Regions from separate parts of the Mus musculus genome. Here region 1 is linked to region 2. The links are chromatin loops, found by intact Hi-C in ENCODE. Cell type or tissue: left cerebral cortex. All regions are shown on one strand. Region 1 overlaps Osbpl9 (oxysterol binding protein-like 9). Region 2 overlaps Osbpl9 (oxysterol binding protein-like 9).

The links. Peaks named below come from ENCODE experiments on the same cell type or tissue, not always from the same donor. Only the 100,000 strongest peaks of a DNase experiment are listed, where the experiment ranks them.
Region 1: it touches region 2 in a loop (2.1-fold over the local background); 10 of 42 quality-filtered maps call a loop at or near these places.

The regions. Positions count from the first base shown.
Region 1 is chr4:109,079,163-109,087,162 of GRCm38, forward strand. It overlaps Osbpl9 (oxysterol binding protein-like 9), which reads right to left. Exons shown (of 24, transcript NM_001368727.1): 11 at 7,165-7,269; 12 at 3,927-4,086. It overlaps Gm32581 (a long non-coding RNA gene), which reads left to right. Exons shown (of 2, transcript XR_868005.3): 1 at 1-116; 2 at 1,538-2,062. Among named protein-coding and RNA genes, the nearest start is that of Gm32581, 4.3 kb to the left of the region's middle. In left cerebral cortex, no CTCF peak of the experiment used is centred here; a DNase peak (open chromatin) is centred at 4,389; H3K27ac peaks cover 276 bases.
Region 2 is chr4:109,161,498-109,169,497 of GRCm38, forward strand. The region is part of intron 2 of Osbpl9 (oxysterol binding protein-like 9); the gene reads right to left. It overlaps Gm52703 (a long non-coding RNA gene), which reads left to right. Exons shown (of 3, transcript XR_003955256.1): 3 at 3,052-3,680. Among named protein-coding and RNA genes, the nearest start is that of Gm52703, 32 kb to the left of the region's middle. In left cerebral cortex, a CTCF peak has its summit at 4,230 (motif pointing left); a DNase peak (open chromatin) is centred at 4,221.

The DNA of each region.
Region 1 (8,000 bases), 82 kb before region 2:
TATCAGCAGGAGCTGCCAAGCCTCCGTGCTCAGTATCTCCAGCCCAGCACTTCCCTCCATCCTCAGGGACCATGGTCCACAGGGAAAGGCACGCCAGCTGCTTAGCCAAGTACCAGGTTTTGTATGTCTCTTTTTTTTTTTTTTTTGGTTTTCTGAGACAAGGTTTCTCTGTGTAGCCCTGGCTGTTCTGGAACTCACTCTGTAGACCAGGCTGGCCTCGAACTCAGAAATTCACCTGCCTGTGCCTCCCAAGTGTTGGGATGAAAGGCGTGTGCCACCATGCCTGGCTTTGTCTCTTCTTTCTACCTTAGTCTAGCCTTTCTGGGGCACCTAAAATGCAGACCTGGTCAGCAGCTGCCAACGTTCATGGGAAGATGTCCAAAATTCCTAAAAGTGTAATAAATAAAACATTATGTCTTGCACATCAGTTACACTGCTTACAAATAAATCAAGCATTCTACCCTCCATGCCTTTGGGTGGGGATAGGGGCACAAAAGACTTTGTTTGTAACAACTGAAACCTAACTAAAAGTAAAATTGACAGCCTATCAATAGATGAACAAAGTAGTACAGTAATAGGCCTACAATAGATGCCCAGCAATACAAGGAAATGAGCTAGTGACACACGAGTACACAGCTAGCCTGAGGAACTTCAAAGTGCAGTGCTGTGCAAAAGGAAGCAACAATGTTCGCTGTGTGGCCCAGAACACAACATTCTTCTTGTCCTTTTGGTTGTTACTGCTTCCTGCCCCACCCCAGTGCTGGCTTTAATGCATGCCAGGCAAGCACTTAACCACTGAGCCTCACCTCAGTCCTGCTACGCTCTTAAAGAAGAAAACTACCTAGTGACAGAAGAAGAGGAGAGGACAAGTATTGGGAGAAAGGACAAAGGGACACACCAGAACTTTCAATAGCTATGCTCTTTCCTGAGCCTGTTGATGATTCGCAGTACACAAATGTTCATGCAACTCTATCAATTATGCCTTCACACACACACACATAAAAAGACAAAACAAGAAACCCAAGAGAAAGATGACAGCCGGCAATGCCATGTACAAAGCAGGGCTTCTCTTGACTGCTTCTTAGAATGAAAAGGAACATCTGGGGCAGACTTCTCCAGCCTGACCCTGACCCTGGGAAAACTCTGATCTCTAGTGGTGGGTGGTTCTTATACGCAACTAAGGAGTTAAGCAAATGCTTCCCACCCATAGGGCCAAGGGCTAAATTTCCAGTACCAGACAGCAACAACGAACTCCAAACAAAACGAGGACTGCTGTGTGAACAGTGAGAAAGGGCTTGCTTCCGCTTATGTAACTGTTTTAAAGCCAGCACCCCCCACTAAGTACTAAGTAGTTTATTTTTTTTTCTAGTGTTTAAGTATAAACAAGAAAACCGTGTTTTTCCCTCTTTCCACAAAAGGTAGTGAGTAAACTAAGTTCGGCCTTACTTTGGGTATACTTTGGGGTATATAGGCCTATAATACTGGGGAGGTTTTACCATTTATTAACATGCTACTTTTGTTTGTTTGTTTGAGACAGGGTTTTATTACATAGCCCTGGCTAGCCTGGAATTTGCTATACAGAGCAGTCTGGCCTGGAATTCAGAGACTGGTCTGCGTCTGCTTCCTTGGTGCTGAGATTACAGGTGTGCACTGCCACACTCGAGGCTACTATGAAAGGGTTGGAGAGAACCCCACTGAGTAGGCATGATCACTGCTGTTCACAGTCACATCACTGTCACTCTTCAGGAGCTTCCTACGGTCAGACAAACCACACTGCAACCAGCTAGTTATACACTTCTTTACAGGTGTAGATCAGCTACAGGATCAGTGTCCACAGTGGAACTGTCAAGCTAAGGACAGCACTGTAATCGTGATAAAGACTACCTCCCTCTCCATGCAATCTGCTTCATGTCTTCACCAGGATGAACATGGCCACTCCTCAATGGATAAAGAAGCCGACTACTAATTTTGCATGTTAAATATGTGTATTTATCTATGTATCTTTTATTCATGTCCTTTGCCTGTTTTTCTCTTATGTAAAGTCTTAGTCTCTGGATGATCATTATGTGTTGGAGAAATTTATACTTCTGTCCATGCATAGTGCCAGTCTGTCATCATGTTTTCAAATGTTTATGCTGCTCTTTCTTTTTTTTTTTTTAAAGATTTATTTATTTTTATGTATGTGTGTACATTGCAGCTGTACAGATGGTTATGAGCCTTTATGGGGTTGTTGGGAATTGATTTTTTAGGACCTCTGATCGCTCACTCCAATCAGCTCCGCTCGCTCAGTCCCTACTTGTTCCAGCCCAAATATTTATTTATTATACTACATAAGTGCACTATAGCTGTTTTCAGACACACCAGAAGAGGGTGTCAGATCTCATTACGGGTGGTTGTGAGCCACCACATGGTTGCTGGGATTTGAACTCAGGACCTTCGGTAGAGCAGTCAGTGCTCTTACCCGCTGAGCCATCTCTCCAGCCCTATGCTGCTCTTTCTTTAGAGCTTCCTGCCTACTTTAAGCTGTAGGCTCTGGTCTGCACTACAGTGGCTGAACTCATCTTTCTTCTGTATCTCTAGACTGCATTCCACCAGGGTAATGATGTCACTCAGGTGGTTCTGTTTCAGATTCCCCATATTTTAAATAGCCCCTCCAAAACAAAGCAAGTCACCATCCAGTGAAATTCAAATCCCAGTGACTGCTGCTTTTCAATGCTGTAAAGCATTGCTAATGCAGTAGCTGAAGATGTGGGCCAGTTTGTCCACGTAATGATCTCTTGCAGAGCCTATCCATCAATGCTGCAAATTCCATCACATAAGCTGGAGACACTGTGGGCAACGGTGAGGAGCGCAGGCTCCCACCCTCCCAGCTTTCGCTAAGGCTAACGGGTAAGAAACAGTGCTGCCGACTGTCCCCAGGACTGCTTGTCCATTTGTCCGTTTGCCAATCCGCCGTCAGCCACACCTTTCTAACGGGGTTCAGTCTGTCCACTCTTCCTCTTCTCATCCCAGGTCTGCTCTCTATACTTCACCTCAGAATCACATTCACTCTCTCCTCTGGGAAGCCTTCCCTAGCCCAGCACCTGAATGTGCCCCATGGTTTCCTATATATAACCATAATGCATGCCACGGTGTGAACATTTATGTAGTTATATATGGCTGTGTAAGCTTGTGTGTCCTACATGTATGCATTACCCTACTGAGCAGAAGGCAGCACTGAATTCCCTGGAAGTGAAGTTACAGGCAGATGTAAGCTGCCATGTGGGTGCTGGGAATCAAACCTAGATCCTCTGGAAGAGCAGCCAGTGCTTTTAACTCCCGAGATCCCTTTCCAACCTTGCTTCTAAATTCTAACGCTGAACCTTGAGTTGCCAGTGGGGCAGTACTAAGAGGTCAGGAGATAATAACTCTGGGACACAGATTAGAAGCTCCAGAGCTCTGCTGTGCCTTCCACCACAAGAGAACATTACCAGATGGTGTTACCTGTGCAACAGAAAGCAAGCCTCCTAGCACAAAACAAATCTGCCAGCAACCAGATTTTGGACTGCACTATGAGAAATAAAATCCTTTTATTTATAAGCTTCCAGTCTACAATCACCCAAAACGACTAAGACACCATGCCATTCCTCCACCCAATAAAATTCCAGTTTTTAGTTGTTAGATATATTCCTATACAAACATATGAGATGTGACTCTTTTCTGATGGCAGGGCCACTACAGAAACATACAGAGCTAATCTAACATTGCCGGCACATTACCAAACCTGATGCTATTTATTAAGTTTGTACTATTAAGTCAGGAGTACAAGTCAAAACTGTGACAGAACTAACTGCTGAATAAGCCTTCATGAGGCAAGTGTCTCACTAACAGCGGTCTGAAGACCACATCCTTTAAAATTTGAATACGTACATTATTCACATACTTACTCTATTAAGCGCTTTGGGGACGAGCCACTTTGATGGAATTCATCAGCATCATAGAACTCATCTTCACTGCTAGAGTAAGAGAACTCTGGGACTGTATTTGGAGACAAGTTGACATGGCTGGGAGGAGTCAGACTGCTGCTAGGTGGTGAGTTCCCACTGCCTACGAGTCAAAGGTTTTCAATTAGGGAAAACGGTGGTAGTTAAGGAGATGGGCCCACAACAGACCTCTCTAAAGTCAAGACCAAGTTTGGTCAACTGATGTAATTCTCACCTTATTTTTTGACCAACGGTTAAATCAGACAATGAAAACAACAAGGGCAACTGTGATACAGACTGGGGACACAGCCTTTTTTCTTTATTCATTTTATAGTACTGAACACTGATTCCAGGGATTCACACATACTAAAAAAACATCCTCCCACTGAGCAGTAACACCCACAGCCTGGATATAACCTTTTAAACAAATGGGAAAAATTCTGTATCTCCACACTGTGACTTAAGATTAACTTGTGTTCTGTAGTAGTAAGGAGTCCTTCTGATTGCACACACGCTGGTGTTTGGCATCCCACAAGAGATAGCAGTACCAATGGGAGCCATGGCTCTTTATACCATACACTAAGATACCAACAGCAATGGAAATGCAAGGCTGCATGACCACTAGATACTGCCTGACACCACGCATAGTCAGACTTCAAGCCACTCACCACAGAAGATGGAAAACCTGTCCACAAAGTCCTGGGCACACAGCATCCACGCCCTTCTTCCTAACCTAATTCAGGTACACATGGCTCAGAGCAGAGATAAAGCAGAGCTACTAAGGGAAACGTGCAGAAAAGGAAGACCCCAAGAGCATCTTCTAACAGCAGACTCTAACTAAAGCAGGCAGAATCAATAGAGAGCCAGAGGAAAGACTATCATCTGGTCTCTGCATGCTTGCTACACTGGCCAGTAATGAGTAAGAACAAACAGGGACACTCGCCTACTGTCTGATGGCCGGCACGTTACTTGTAACTAATCTAACACAGATGCCTGGTGGATGCTCAAGTTCGGTTACTGCTATTACTGCCAATCAGAAGCCAAAGAACCCAGGCAAGACGGTGTGGCCTCTGCTCCTAGCACTTGAGAGGCAGAGGCAGGATGTCTCTGTGAAGTCAAGGCCCGTCTACACAGCCAGTTATGGGCTACCCACAACTATGAAGAGACACCCTGTCAAAAACAGCAACAGAAAACAAAGACAGCAGTAACAGAAGCAAATGAAGATCTACCTCTACACGTTTAGCCTGTTCTTGTATCTCAGTTCAGTTAATGAAAATAAACCAACCAGCTATTCTTTGCACCAGGTTCACAAAGACCCTTTTAGACAAAATGGCTCGTTAGCTCAAGTAAAGCTTATTATAGAAGTTCCAAAGGTTAACGTGCCTTGCCAAATAACTAAATTCTCTGTTCCTCAACAGCAAATGGGACCACAATACTCTTGTTGGAACAGGAAAAAAAAGACCATGAATCACAATTAACAGGCAACGTATGTCTGTGACCATATAATGGAAAACACGAGAAAACGGATGTGAATGTAAACTGCAAGCCCAAGTATTAAGATTTCAACATGACTTATTGTTAAAGGAAAGATGTTTTCTATGCTAGAGAAGGAAAAAAGATGGAGAAGATAGGGAAGTTAGAATGAAAACAAGACAGAAAGCATAAACTAACATAATTTTTAATCTCCTTAAATCCAACTATAAATGTTAAGATACTTTTTAGTACCTTCTTCAGAATAATTATCAGAAGATAATCCTCACCCTCTGAAAATAATTTATATGAAAACTGGCTGCCATACAGAAATGTTCCTCACACTTTCATTTATTAACCAGTTTTATGTATTTCCAAGTGGAGAAATTCTGGCCACTTTACAATCTGATCATAATCACATCATATGAAACAAATGAATAAACAAAGTTCATAGGTTAATTTTTTTCCTTCTGTAGCCCTGGCTGGCCTATAACTCAGTATATGGATCCAGCTAACCTCAAACTTGCAGCAATCCCTGCACCAGCTTCCCCATGCAAGCATGGCAGCTGAGAGCCACATCACATGCCTACAGGTTCTAACTTTTAAGCAAGGTAAGACAGAGTTCATGAAACACAAAAGCCAAAAAACCTTTAATCTCATTACTAAAACTGTTTATTAGCATTTCCCAAGTAAAAGAACTACTGTTGACTCCTATTTTTTTCTTCAAAGTTTAGAAGGCATTTGTGCTGTTAAATATGAAAAAAACCCAAGTATAACATTACTCACTGCCCCAAAATTTAATATGGGCTAAGATACACATGATAATTTTTCACTGTTACACAGAAAAGTTCCACTAAGGAAGTGTCTGTGTAGTGACAAGAAATGTCAGGGTCCCACTTGCTCACCAGGACCTATATATACTCTTTAAACGTCCTCATTTAACAGAGTCAAAAGTTCTAAGTTCATTTTCTTGTGTCTGGTTCTACAGTTAACAAGATGCAAAGTTAATTAACTTTAAAACAAGAAATAAATTTAGTACCTAACATTGGTGTAGCCCTGTATATCATAGAAAGGGTAAAGATGACTATAAATAAATGTAAATTAAAATGACATATTTAATACTACAAAATTGATAAAAGTGAGACTGATAAATGTTTCCTAAAAAGTACATGGGTCAAAGGTGAGCAGTGACTCACTGCCCTACTAAGAAAGCCCTGGGATCACCTATGTCAGTGGCAAACCCTTAATACCCCGAGGTGACCACGTAAGAAGGGCAGTGCTTGCCTCTCTGCTGAAAGCCAGTCAAGAAGCAGATGACTCCACTGTGGTCAGGACAGAGTGACAGTGCAGGTGGACACACAGCACATGAACGAGAGTGTTGCCAGGCCTTCCTACTTCCAGTCACTGCACTCCTACACTGTCACACTCCTTGTCCATGAGACAGTGTGCAAGTCTCAAGTGAGCAATTTATTTTTTTAAAAAAAGATTCAATCAGAAGCCCAAGCAGAGGGTACACAAACAAAGCCCTATATTAAAAATTAAATTATAATTACTAATATTCTTGGCTCAATTACAAAACTACCCACTTTAAGGTGGACTGCAATGAAAAACTAAGTTATTGCTAATGTCAGCAGCTATTACAGTCCCTCATCCTTTTCCCTACTGGGAGCCAAACATAAATCTCACACGTTAATGGAAAGTTATAAGAAGTGAAGGTTACCCGGATCTGTACCTGTACTATTTGGTGTTGGAGTCTGATGATGTCCCAAGGTAGCTAACACAGGTCCAACAGGTAAGGAAGATGGACGCTGCTCTGACTTACACAACTGAGCGGGTTCTAGATTTGAATATGTGAAATAAGTTAGAAGAACAGCCCAACACATACTCAATAGCCTCAACTATTTAGAATATAAAACTCTGACATATGAATTTTTCTACAGTAATTCAAATTAATGTTTCTCTTTATGCCTCCAGCCTCTCAGTCCCTGACACTCTGAGCATCAGCAGAGCCAGCCAGGACAGCCAACACCCAGCACAACAGTGCTTCTGAAACTCAAACCACAGAAGATCAGACAGAGCCCCCCCTCCCCCCATCAATGCTAAGTAATAACAAGCTTATTTTCTGAAGGAGTAGAAATTCATATAAGACTTCATGTGTGGCATAATCTCTGGCCTTACTATCATTCGAAAACACAGAGACGTATGGTGTAACTAACAGATTTTTGAGAAAAGATCTCACTCAGCTCAGGTTAGCTTCAACTCTTGGGGATCCTCCTACCTCAGGTTCCTACATGCTGAGACCACAGGTAAGAGCCAATATACCTGGCTTTCGTTAATTTTATTTCCTTTAAATTGTACTAATTATTCTCCTCTCAACTAGTAGCATCTTACACTTCACACATATTCCCTTTCTCATTAACATCCACTGTGGTAAAATATTTATATTGTTCAGAATTAAAAAAGAGTACCCCACATTTACATATTCCCGGGTTACACTTAACTAAGTCAGCAGTATCAATTTTTCTTGGTGTCTATGAATTCAGAGTCACAGAATTCAGTCCTACCAGT
Region 2 (8,000 bases):
ACTAGATCAGAGGTATGAGCCTGGTGGTCTGCAGACTGTTGAGGGTTCTAAGAGCAGCTGTGCTGGCCTCACTCCCACTTCACGAGCACATCTGAAATCACGCAGCAGTGACCACTGAAAATCTGACAGGGGCTTTAGTTTCCATTTCTCTGGTATCTGATTGGGTATCTTTTCATGTTTATCGCTATTTGCATATCCTCTGTACGATGACAACCGTTCAGTGACGTTGATACGCAAGAAACAAACCATCTTTTCCTATTCTCAGTTTTCTTTCTATTGTCTACAGTATCTGTCCCCTGCCCTTTACATCTTCTGTCTTCTGAGGAACAGTTCTTAACTTTAATTCCTTCCCTACAATGTCTTCAGTTTATACTTTATAGTTGTACTTCCCGTGTGTCCTTCAAGAAGTGTTTCTCAGTCCTAAGACCAAGGAAATATTTTTCCTGCACTGTTTTCTGGAAGCCTCTAGAAGCTTTTACATTTCAGTATTAGGAAAATAGGCCCTCTCACTTTTCTTGGCCTTTTTATGTTCTAAATCATACCTCCACCACAGTCAAGCTGGCCATGTACAGGAGGGTAGGTGAGAGCATGGAACTTATCTTCTGAGGTCTATGGAACTGTCTGAGAAAACCTGAATTAGGGGTGGTATTCTCGACCCTTAGAAGTGTTAAGTGGACTCAGCAAGTTCCATGCATGAACGAGTGCACTCACACTGATTGACAGCTTCACTACCACAATGCTCATGGTTTTCTGGGCAAAGGTTTTCACCCATCTTACTCCATTCCCTCTCACCTTTTCTCTCCTCTTCACCAGCCCCAGCTGCTGGTGCACATATGCAAGACTCTTCAACAACAGCCAGGACCCTCTTTGAGTCTGCATCCACTCCAGCAATTAGACTTTCTCTAATTCCTTTCCAGGCAGGATTCTGTGATCATCCAAACCTCTGGCCTGTAACTCGTCTCAGTCTTCCATTCCTTGAGTGCAAGAAGCACATCGCCAGCTCTTCTTCATCTCACAGAAGGTGACCTTATGACCTGTTTGCCCACAACAATCCTGAATTATTCCTGTTGCTCTGGTACAATAACGAAGGACTTCTACTTTCACTGTCACAACTGGCCAGGTTTCAGAGACGGCCACACTGCACCACAGCTGAGCCCCAAGGCGCTAACTTCCCTCAGTGACTTCTGTACCTGAACTGCTTGAGAGCTACCGGTTGTTGCAAGACCCTTCCCACAACCACACATCCCCAGTTATTCTCTCTGCTACCCTTCCTCTCCCCCCTTCTGGGTTTGCTCTGATATTGGGGTGGGGGTGGGGGCATTCTGGAGCAAAGCTTCTCTTGGCAACTCATAGAGGAAATAATATCAAGAAAACTGTTGTTCTAACCCACCAAAATATCAACCTTTTATTGTGATGCTTTTAAGGCTCATGACCCCAACATAATACATACTTATCTTCTATGGCCTCTTTTTCTCTGAGGTTTTCTTTTTTGTTGTGTCTTGGGTTTTGTTTTCTTTTGTTTTTTCCAAGACAGTTTATCTGTGTAGCCCTGTCTGTCCTAGAACTCACTTTATAGATTGGCTGGCCTCGAACTCAGAGATCCGCCTGCCTCTGCCTCCTGAGTGCTAAGATTAAGTTGTGCGCCACTGCTGGTCTTCTCTGAGGCATGCTCATCAGTACATACTTCTTCAGGCTGCAGACAGTAGCTACAGCTTCAGAGTCTTCTCCAAGTGGATGGATTTCTTGGTTTTCTTTTTCTCTTTTTTCTATACACACAGAAAGACTTTAAACATGAATAATGATGCAAAAGCCTAAGATAGAATCAGTTTTGTTTTAATGATTTGGGAGAAAAAAAACAAGGCAAAACAAGATACAAGGTGTTGTTTTGTGTGTTTTGTTTGCAGAGCGAGCGAGCGAGTGAGCGAGAGAGAGAAAGAGAGAGAAGTAGGTTGGTAAACTGATTCCAAAGGCAATAAAGGAATGATGACCACTCCAGAGCATAAATTGCTCACCCACCTCCTAAAAGGAACATGGTTGCTGCTAAGCACACTATTCCCACTTTACACTAAGCACACAATGTCCCTGGCTACAGAAACAACAGTAGAACTTAACTGTGCACTCATATATACATGTCCTTTAAACATGCCCACCTATTATTACAAATATAGTTCTTTTAACTCTTTTCCTAGTTGATTACAGGAATTATTAAAGAATGTTACTAGCTTTTGCACATTGTTCTCATATCCAATTTGCTGTTTTTGAGACAGGGTCTTACTATATATACGTGCACATATATATGTGCATATACATATATATATACATACACACATATACAAACACACAAATGATTTGATCTGGAACTTCCTTAGTAGACCAGACTGTCCTCAAATTCAGAGATGCACTTGGCTCTGCCTCCTGAGATGTATTTATATTTACATCTGTGTGTGCATCTGTGCATGTATGCTATTATGCAAAGGTGCCCACAGATGCCAGCAGAAGGTATTAAATACCCTGGAGCTGGATTATAGGCAGTTGTGGGTCACCTGAAATGGTTGCTGGAATTGATCTCCAATCCTCAGAAAGAACAGTGTGTACTCTTAACCACTGATCTATCTCTCCAGTAACCTCAATATCCAAAGTTTTTGTTCAAGGCTAGTTATAAAAATAAAGTTTATGCAATGTTTTCACATTATTTTATTTATTGGCACATATGTGTCATGGCACACATGCAGAGGTCAGAGGACAAATTGTGGGAGTTGGCAAGTGAATTCAGGTCATCTGATTGAGCAGCGAACATTGTTACCCACTGAGCCATCCCTCCAATGCTTCTGTAGGTTCTCGTGGATTGTACGCACATAAACATGTTATGTGCAAATAGGATTAACTTTAATTCTCCTACTGTCCCATCGCCTATCCTATCTTTTTTCTTTGTTCCTTGCTCTTATATGACCACGTGCCGAGACCACTTGTGTAGTTTACAGAAACATACGCAAACACAAATTTTCTGACCAAGCCATTTATCTCTTGCTTTTTCTTCATTTGATATTCTAGGACCTGCAGGGTTTAACACTGAAGCAGCAGCAAATGCAGGCACCTCTCTCGCTGCTGATTTAATGAGGACCGTGAGGTTTAGGAGAGTGCCTAGGAGTTAAAGTGCTCACTGTGAGATCTTTTGCCAAGACCAGAGTTTGGATCCCCTGGACTCACATGAACGTTCTTCTGCCTAGAAAGCCAGCATCTGAAGGCAGAGACAGGAGCCCTGGAGCGAACTGGCTAGCATGGCAAGCTGAGAGTTCACCTGAATGGGCCTGCCTTACTAATAACTTGGAAAGCGCTGCACACAGGAGAACATGTATGCAAATCACATACACATACAAAAAAGAAAGAACTCGCACACTGCTTCACTATTAAGTACATAAGACTTATAATCCATCTCTCTGTGGTGATCCTAAGCCTCTCAGAATGTCAGAGTCCAAGATTCGTCTGCACCAATAGTGCTTACTATAGGCAGGCATGGCAGCCCAAGCCTATGATCTCAGCTACTCGAGAGGCTGAGGCAGAGAACCACGGTTCAAGGCCAGCATGGGCATCAGTAAGCCCTGGTCTGAAAAAAACTAAAGGGAGCTGGAAATGCCCCTCAGTGGTGTGGGAATGCCCCTCAGTGGTGAACTGCTGGTCTGGGATCTCTAAAGCAGTAGGTTCAATCTCTACCACTTTTCAAATACATTAACAAATTTGATGCTGACAATTCTGTGAGTGAACAGTATGGTACCCCGTCTGGTCTAGCTTTTCTTCTTCTTTTTAAGAGCTCAGGAATGCATGGAAAGTGTTGGCTCATTTCATAGGGCAGAATTCATTCTTAACCTTCATTCCACAGACGCCATGCTGTGGTCTCTACCTCTCACCCTCTTTAATGCTTTTACTTATCCATTTTGCAGATATTTCCTAAAAATGTTATTGTTGTGCTTTCAGATGAAACATGGGGCTGGGGAGTGGTGGCACACACCTTCAATCCCAGCACTTAGGAGGCAGAAGCAGGCAGATCTCTGTAAGTTCGAGGCCATCCTGGTTCACAGGGAAAGAGAGTTTCGGGGCAGCCAGGGTTACACAGAGAAACCCTATCTCAAAAGGCTAAAACCTAAAAATAAAACCATGGGGATGAAGTGGAAGATCAGATCCAAGCAGCAACCATCACTACTTCTTCAGGGCAAGCGCGCCATCTAGTGGCACATAATTTTGCTGACAGATTCACCATGAATGTGTGACCTTGATAAATAACTAAGTCAATTCAGTGCCTGGAGATGGGGTTTGGAAGTGGTGCACGAAGCACGAAACTCGTCCCTAACTCCAGAAAAAAAAAAAAAAATGCTAATCCTGACACCTTAAAAGGTCAAGAAACTAGATCTGCGAAGCGTCTCAGGCAGTAACATGTGAGCTCCCCGAGATCCGTCTACAGTGATCCCAACTTGTCTGCATAACATAATCAACCAGAGGGTGTGTTCAAAACTAAAGATCCTAGGATCTTTCTCTAAAATAAGGTGTGTAGATGGGGGCTCCTGGCAATCGACAACTGCCCAGATGTTTCTCACACAGGAAGCCCAAAGGACAATCTTTCTCTCCCCCCTCTCCACTCTTGTTTTTGTGGCAGGATCTTGTGCAGGCTAGATTTATATGTCAACTTGACACACACAATAGTTATCTGAGAAGTGAAAACCTTGGAGAAAATGCCTTCACAAGATCTGGCTGTAGGGCATTTTCTTAACTAGTGATTGATGGGAGAGAGTCCTGCCCATTGTGGGTGGTGCCACCACCCCTCAGCTGGTGGTCCTGGGTTCTTTAAGAAAGCAGGCTGAGCAAGCCATGGGTAGTAAGCCAGTAAGCAGCACACTTCCATTCCCTTGTGCATCAGCTCCTGCCTCCAGGTTCCTGCCCTGCTTGAGTTTCTGTCCTGACTTTCTTCAGTCATGGCTACAATATGGAAGTATAAGCCAAATAAACCCTTTCCTCCCCAACTTGCTTTTTGATCATGGTGTTTCATCAAAGCAATACAAACCCTAAACTTAAAGTCACAGGAGATGACCTTGAACTTGTGTTCAACCTGCCTCTGCCTCCTTAGTGCTGGGATTAGAGGAATGCACCAGCCACATCTGCTTTTATGCAGCTCTGAGGATGGAACCCTTGTGCATGCTAGGAAGCATGCGCACTACCAAGTGAACTGCACCCCAGCCTTATCATAAATACACTTTGCATTACCCTTCATGATGCACCAAGTGCCTAATGCTCACAGAACTCTGCTAGAAAGGCATTAGGATCCTCACTTAAAGAAAACTCAAACCCAAGCATACAGATTCCCTCTGTCACTCAATCAAAGGGTAAAATGAGATTTAAATGCAGGTTTCTGTAGGTCCTTCTCTGACCGGATAGGCAGCAGGCAGGATTCTTAGAATGACACTTGTTCTTGGATAATCTCTTCTCCTGGGACTATAGATGCAAACAGGATGTGATGAGAGCATGTCAGTGCCTTGATTAATAAAAGCAGAAAGATTACCTAACCTAACCTAATTGCATGAGCCTTTTTCCTTCTTTTTTTTTTTAAATTAGATGTTTTCTTCATTTACATTTCAAATGCTCTCCCCTTTCCTAGTTTCCTCTCCGAAAATCCCCTATACCCTCCCCCCTACCCTTGCTCCCCAACCCACACACACACACTCCCGCTTTCTGGCCCTGGCATTCCCCTGTATTGGGGCATAGAATCTTTGCAAGACCAAGGGCCTCTCCTCCCATTGATGACTGACTAGGCCATCCTCTGCTACATATGCAGCTAGAGCCACGAGCTCTGGGGTACTTAGTTCATATTGTTGATCTGCATGAGCCTTTATCAAATAGTATTTTTTGCAGCTGTGAGCAGAATGGGAATCAGGGATTCACAACAGTACAGGAAAATGTGTATTTTGTTGGCTCCTATAAGTAGGAGACCTGGCAGTTAGGCACAAAAGCAGAGTAAGGGTGACAAGTGACAGTAACAAAGAGACTTCAGATGTTTTAACTACAAGCAACTAAATATGATTAACAGCCTGAAAAGGATTCTTTCTTAGAGCTTCCAGATAAAACCCACCCCAGTCTTTACTTCACCCTTGTAGCTCTTGCAGAAAATCCAACTACCTGTGGAATTGTGGAAAATTCAATGTGTGTTTTTATATATGACAAAACATATTGGGCTGGTGAGATGGCTCAGTGGGTAAGAGCACTGACTACTCTTCTGAAGGTCATGAATTCAAATCCCAGAAACCACATGGTGGCTCACAACCATCTGTAATGAGATCCGACGCCCTCTTCTGGTGCGTCTGAAGTCAGCTACAGTGTACTTATATATAATAATAAATAAATCTTTGGGCTGGAGCAAGCAGGAACTGAGCGAGCGGGGTTGACCAGAGCGAGCAGAAGTCCTAAAAATTCAATTCCCAGCAAACACATGAAGGCTCACAACCATCTCTACAGCTACAGTGTACTCATATACATAAAATAAATAAAATAAATCTTTTTTAAAAACATATCAACCTGATATTTACTGTTTTAGTCATTTTTAGGGTTCAGCATTGAGGACCACCATCCATCTCCAGAAATCTCCTTTCTAAACTCAAACAATTCCATACCCACCAAATAACAATTTGTTATTTCCCCATGCTCAGTCTGGAAACCATTTTACTTCCAGTTTGCAAGGATATTTGTGTTTGGTGACTAGCTTATTTTACTCAGTATAATACCCTCAAAATCCATACATGTTAGCATATGTGAAATTTTCCTTTCTTTTCTTAAGGCTCAATAGTATTTGTCTTAGTTTCTTTTCCAGTTGCTTTAATAAAACCCTGGAACAAAAGCACCGTAAGGGATTTCAGCTCCCTTTCTTTCTTTTTTTTTTTGGAGTAAACATTTTGTTTGATTTTATTGTTCCCACTAAATAATTCAGGGCAAAGTATCTTCATAGACTAAAATATGCTTTACAAAAGTGCACTAATTTCTTAGATGATATGTAGGTATCAGAAAATTGTAATCATTATAATAACTTACATTACTGTCTTCCAGACACAAATACATTTATTTTATAGGAAATGTGTGTTATGAACTATTATATAATTTTTCTTTTTTTAATATATTTTTATTGGGTATTTATTTCATTTACATTTCCAATGCTATCCCAAAAGTCCCCCACACGCTCCCCCACCCACTCCCCTACCCACCTACTCCCACTTCTTGGCCCTGGCGTTCCCCTGTACTGAGGCATATAAAGTTTGCACGACCAATGGGTCTCTCTTTCCACTGATGGCTGACTAGGCCATCTTCTGTTTCATATGCAGCTAGAGACATGAGCTCCAGGGGGTACTGGTTAGTTCATAATGTTGTTCCACCTATAGGATTGCAGATCCCTTCAGCTCCTTGGGTACTTTCTCTAGCTCCTCCATTGGGGGCCCTGTGATCCATCCAATTTCAGCTCCCTTTCTTAATTTATATTTACAGTTCAGGACACACACACATACACACAATTTCAGTTTTCTATGTATAGACACTTGAATTGTTTAGCTTTGGAGCTACTGTTACTAATATGGTGCACAAATTTTTTTGGATATGTAAATGATTGTGAACTGAAGCCATTATCTTAAAAACTGGGCAAGTGAAAGGAAATAATTAAGCAGTTATCCTGCCTATCTGAACTATACTGTTAGGTAACAGATAACAGAGGAAAAGAAAACTCTCATAAAATTAAACATCATGGGCTGGTGAGATGGCTCAGTGGGTAAGAGCACCCGACTGCTCTTCCGAAGGTCCAGAGTTCAAATCCCAGCAACCACATGGTGGCTCACAACCATTCGTAATGAGATCCAACTCCTCTTCTGGAGTGTCTGAAGACAACTACAGTGTACTTACATATAATAATAAATAAATCTTTAAAAAAAAATTAAACATCATAAAATTAACATAACTATAGACTAGTTAGCTCCAGT